Linked DNA regions of Homo sapiens: region 1 is linked to region 2. Evidence: read pairs that join two places in POLR2A ChIA-PET (ENCODE). Cell type or tissue: B cell. All regions are shown on one strand. Links, peaks and the distances in the headings refer to the core of each region. The heading gives the core; the rest is flanking DNA.

The links. ChIA-PET counts read pairs that join two places held together with the same protein. Peaks named below come from ENCODE experiments on the same cell type or tissue, not always from the same donor. Only the 100,000 strongest peaks of a DNase experiment are listed, where the experiment ranks them.
Region 1: POLR2A ChIA-PET joins it to region 2 with 12 read pairs; 2 of 35 experiments call an interaction of 5 or more read pairs at or near these places.

Annotation. Positions count from the first base shown.
Region 1 is chr2:25,701,422-25,704,335 of GRCh38, reverse strand. No RefSeq gene overlaps it. Among named protein-coding and RNA genes, the nearest start is that of DTNB, 29 kb to the right of the region's middle. In B cell, for the core only: no CTCF peak of the experiment used is centred there; no DNase peak of the experiment used is centred there.
Region 2 is chr2:27,145,560-27,148,473 of GRCh38, reverse strand. No RefSeq gene overlaps it. Among named protein-coding and RNA genes, the nearest start is that of TCF23, 2.0 kb to the left of the region's middle. In B cell, for the core only: no CTCF peak of the experiment used is centred there; no DNase peak of the experiment used is centred there.

The sequences.
Region 1 (2,914 bases), core at 195-2,694, 1.4 Mb after region 2:
AATTAGCTGGGCGTGGTGGCAGGCACCTGTAGTCCCAGCTACTTGGGAGGCTAAGGTGGGCGAATTGCTTGAACCCAGAAGGCGGAGTTTGCAGTGAGCCAAAATTGCACCACTGCACTCCAGCCTGGTGACACAGTGAGACTCCGTCTCAAAAAATAAAAAATAAAAAATAAATAAAACTTTTCCTTTGCTTTCACTTGGCTGTTTGGCACAAGAGACCTAGCTTTTGGCCTATCTTGGCATTCACCATGCCTTCCTTGCTAAGCTTAATCACTTCTAGCTTTTGATTTAAAGTGAGAGACCTGTGACTTATTTCACTTGAACACTTAGAAGCTATTGTAGGGTTATTAATTGGCCTAATTTCAATATTGTTGTATGTCAGGGAATAGGGAGGCCCAAGGAGCGGGGAAGAGATGGGGGAACTGTCAGTTGGTGGAGCAGTCAGAACACACACAACATTTATAGTTCCCTGTTTTTTGTGGGCTTTTATGCTCATGACACCTGCAAACAATTATAATAGTAACATCAAAGATTACTGAGCACAGATCACTAAAACAGATATAATGATAATGAAAAAGTTGGAAATATTGCAAGAATTACCAAAATGTGACACAGAGACATGAAGTGAGCCCATGCTGTTGGAAAAATGGCACCAATAGACTTTCCAGACTAACAGGGTTACCACAAACCTTCAATTTGTCAACAATGCAATATCTTTGAAGGACAATAAAGCAAAGTGCTATAAAATGGGCTATAACTATATACAGTTCTGTTATTATAGGTTTCAGTCCTGAGTATGGGTTATTCTGTAATTCAGGGAAGAAAAGAGACAGTAGAAAGATCAATAAGTGTAACACTAACACATTTTTTAACGTTTTTTTTTTTTTTTTTTTCTTGAGATGGAGTTTCACTCTTGTCACCCAGGCTGGAGTGCGGTGGCAGGATCTAAACTCACCACAACCTCCGCTTCCTGGGGTTAAGTGATTCTCCTGCCTCAGCTTCCCAAGTAGCTTGGACTACAGGTGCTTGCCACCATGCCCAGCTAATTTTTGTATTTTTAGTAGAGACAAGGTTTCACCATGTTGGCCAGGCTGGTCTTGAACTCCTGACCTCAAGTGATCCACCCGCCTCAGCCTCCCAAAGTGCTGGGATTACAGGCATGAGCCATCACGACCAGCCTAAAAGTTTTTAAGGAACAAAGATTACTTGACATAATTCTCACAAACATTATTTTTTGGCATATTGCTTTGTCATATTTGTAGATATTTTCTATTCTTGAAAAATATATATTTTTACACTCCTTTCCTGCATGCTGATATAGTTGAAAATATATATTTAATATTATAAATATTTCCCTAAGTTTCTATATAATCTGTATAAGAAATTTAAAGATTTCTTCATTTAAAGAAATGACTGCCTCGTTCATTGAGTCAGCATGTATAACAGATGTCATACCATTTCCTTGTTGCATGTTAAGTTTTTGCTGGCAAAATCATTAGGGTAGAGAGGGTGCCAATGAACACAGTGCTCCAAAGGGGGGTGGTCAGGGTGCCACAGTGCAGGCTGCTGGTGCCCACTGCCAGGTGAGGGCTGGAGTATGATGCTCCACACAAGCCACTCACCTGCCTTATCAGAGACCTACCCTGGTTCTATGTACATCAACTCACGCTTCATCCTCAAGAAAAAAAAAAAAACTCAAGGAAAGAAAAAAATGTTGAGGCTTGTGTCATCTGTAGTATTGGATGAATCAAATGGTGCCCTCCCAGGGTACAAGAGCCAGAGCCCACTGGTCGCCAAATGATGAAACTTCTACTGGGACCCAGGAAGAGCATGGCTGTGGCAGGCGTTTCTGAGAGGGGACTGGGGAGTGGACTGTGCTGGGGACTGACCTGGGTCATGTGATGACCTCCTGCTCCCCCAGTTCTTTATGTCATAGCTGCAGCCACGTGCCCCTGGCATCCCCCTACTGCTGATCACGGGGGAGTTCGTGAGCCTTCAGTCTGTGATTCTCAAACTCCATGTGGTAGGAGCTTCCTTGGGGAGGGGCACTGAAAGTATAGATTCTCAGTCCTGGCCCTTGGATGGGTAGGTCTGGGATGGAGCCAGGACAAATACACCAATTTTCCTGATACAATGATCAAGCAGGTGTGAGACGCTGCCTTGGGACCTAGCTCAGGGACTTGTAACAAGACAATTTTCAGGCTGGAAGCGGCTCCTGAGGTTACAGCTGGGTTTCTACCAGTGGACTCTGCCTAGTTCCCAAGAAATGGGGATCTGCTTAACTCCCTCTGCCCTCCCAAATCCCAGCTGGGCCCAACTGCCGGCTCAGAGACCTCCATGATACCATCTGCTCGAATGTGGGACACAGCCTTGCCACAGAAGCCGTCATTATTCTGCCGGGCCACTGGGGAGCCCACCAGGTGACAGTCACCCATCTGCCTCCTCTTCTATCTTCTAAGCCCCTCTTCCCACCCCCACCCCACACACCCTGAGTCCTGTAGAGGACCTTCTCGCCCCTGCTGGATGCACTCGCGCTGCCTCCTCCATGCTGCCCCCGTGCTTGTCTTACCTCTGCATGCCAATTCCTCTCAGCTGGGCCCACTCTGCCTCTGAGAGAGCTGCTCTCCAGTGAGAACCCAAAACAGCCAGGCCTGGAGCTATAGCGAGGGCCCTGTTTGGCAGCTGCTGGGTCTACTTCCAGCTCCTGTTTTGTCAGCCTTTCTAAGGAACAGCATTGGGGCCTTCATGGATCACCTCCAAAATTACACCTTTCCAGATCTGTGCTTTTTTTTTTTTTTTTTTTTGAGACAGAGTCTCACTCTGTTGCGCAGACTGAAGTGCAGTGGCAGGATCTCGGCTCACTACAGCCTCTGCCTCCTGGCTCAAGTGATCCTCCCACTTCAGCCTCCCGACT
Region 2 (2,914 bases), core at 205-2,704:
GTTTGATTGGTACAATCACAGCCTGGCTACTTTCCCAGAAGTTCGATATTCATAGATTACTGTGTGCCAGGCACTGTGCTAAGCATCTTATTTATTTCTCAGAGCAACCTTTTAAGAAAAAAAGAGACTCAGTTTAGATGTGTGGGAACTGGTATACTGGGAGGTGAAATAACTTGCCCAATGTCAAACATCCGTTAAGTGGTGGGGTGGGATGAAAATCCAAGCCGTCAGTTGGACTTTGAAGGCTACCCCTCACCTGATGCTAGCCTGCCTCCCATGGGTTACTCACGCGTCTGTCCCCATGCTAGACATGAGGTCTCTGAAGGCAAGGACCATGGTGTTCCTGAGTTGCATCACATCCTCCAAGAGCTAGTTAGGAGAAGGCGGGCTGAAGGAATCGCGAATCTGCCACAGCAGCCCCTGCTGTCTTCCAGGGACCTCTGCCTGTAGCAGAATCCAGCCTGATGTCCCTTGTCCCCCATTCTCGAACCTCAGGGGAGATCAAATAAGTAAGGAGAAAGTAAAAAGGTGGATGTACAGTGAGAAAGATATGCAGCCCACCACAGAGAAAGGGAAAAAGAGGCCGGGCGCGGTGGCTCACGCCTGTAATCCCAGCACTTTGGGAGGCAGAGGCAGGTAGATCATGAGGTCAAGAGACGGAGACCATCCTGGCCAACTTGGTGAAACCCCGTCTCTACTAAAAATACAAAAATTTAGCTGGGTGTGGTGCCACGTGCCTGTAGTCCCAGCTACGCGGGAGGCTGAGGCAGGAGAATTGCTTGAACCCGGGAGGCAGAGGTTGCAGTGAGCCGAGATTGCCTGGGCTCCAGCCTGGGCGACAGAGCGAGACTCCATCTCAAAAAAAAAAAAAAAAAAAAAAAAAAAAGGAAAGGAAAGGAAGGAAGGAAGGGCCGGGTGCAGTGGCTCACACCTGTAATCCCAGCACTTTGGGAGGCTGAGATGGGCAGATCACGAGGTCAGGAGACTGAGACCATCCTGGCTAAGATGGGTGAAACCCCATCTCTACTAAAAATACAAAAAAATTAGCCGGGCGTGGTGGTGGGTGCCTGTGGTCCCAGCTACTCAGGGGGCTGAGGCAGGACAATGGCGTGAACCTGGGAGGTGGAGCTTGTAGTGAGCCAAGATCGTGCCACTGCACTCCAGCCTGGGCGACAGAGCAAGACACGGTCTTGAAAAAAGAAGGAAGGAAGGAAGGAAGGAAGGAAGCAAAGAAAGAAAGAAAGAAAGGTAGGTAGGTTAGTAGAAACAACCTGCATGTCCATCAGTAGGGAAGTCGTTAAATAAATTTTGGCATCTCCATACTATGAAATAATGTACAGTAATAAAAATAATGACAGCCCTTTGTTAAATGACATGAAAAACTCTTCAAAACACACAGTTGTGAAAAAAGCTAGTTGTAGATCAATATATATAGTAAGACCCCAGCCACGTAAAAAAATACACCAAAAAATAAAAAATAGAAATGTAAAGTTTTATGTGCTTATGTGAACATATAGAAAGGAGATGGAAAAGATGTGCATCAGGCCGGGCGCGGTGGCTCACGCCTGTAATCCCAGCTCTTTGGGAGGCCGAGGTGGGCGGATCACCTGAGGTCAGGAGTTCGAAACTAGCCTGGCCAACATGGCGAAACCCTGTCTCAACTAAAAATACAAAAATTAGCCAGGTGTGGTGGCAGGTGCCTATAATCCCAGTTACATGGGAGGCTGAGGCAGAAGAATTGCTTGAACCCGGGGGCGGAGGTTGCAATGAGCTGAGATCACGCCACTTCACTCCAGACTGGGCAGAAGAGCGAAACTCCATCTTAAAAAACAAACAACAACAAAAAAAACCCCAAAAATTATCCAGGTATGGTGATGCATGCCTATAGTCCCAGATACTCGGGAGGTTGAGGCAGGAGTCGCTTGAACCCAGGAGGTAGAGGTTGCAGTAGGCCGAGATCGTGCCACTGCACTCCTGCCTGGGCGACAAAGTGAGACTGTCTCAAAAAAAAATAAAAAATAAAAACAGTGCAGTTACCCCCTTGCTCCCTCTTGGATCGCTCACTCTGGGGGAAGCCAGCTGCTATCTTGAGGATATCCAAGCAGCCCTGTGGAGAGGCCCATGTTGTGAGGAACTGAGGCCTCTCACTGACAGCCACCACGACTTGCCAACCGTGGGAGTGAGCCACCTCAGAAATGGATCCTCCAGTTCCAGTTGGACCTCCAGATGACTGCAGCCCTGGCTGTCGGTTTGAGTGCAACCCATGAGAGACCCTGAGCCAAGATCACCCAGCTAAATTGCTCTTGCCCGTAGAATTCCTGACTTATAGAAGCCATAGAAGATAATAAATGTTTATTGCTGCTTAAGTTTGGGGGTAATTTGGAAGCAGCTATAGATAACTAATGTAGTATGTGTTACTGAAGCCTGTGCATTGTTGTATGAATAAATTTTAAATTTACACAAATGATAATTGTATTAGCCAGGTGCAGTGGTGCATGCCTGTAATCCTAGCTTCTCAGGAGGCTGTTGGGGCAGAGGGGAAGATCACTTGAGCCCAGGAGTTCCAGGTTACAGTGAGCTATGATTGCGCCACTGCACTCCACCCTGGGCAACAGAGATAGAATCTGACTCAAGCAATCCTCAAAATTACAAGTTTCAAGCAATTAGGCAGAAAATCAATAAGGATATAGACGACTTGGGAAACACTATAAACCTACTAAACCTAACAGACATCAAATAACACTCAACAACATAATGCTACAGATTCTTCTAAATTGCACATGGAAGATTCTCCAGAATGGATCATATGTTAGAGTCTCCAGAATGGATCATAAAACAAGCCTCAACATGCGCAGTGGCTCACGCCTGTAATCCCAGCACTTTGGGAGGCCGAGGCATGCGGATCACCTGAGGT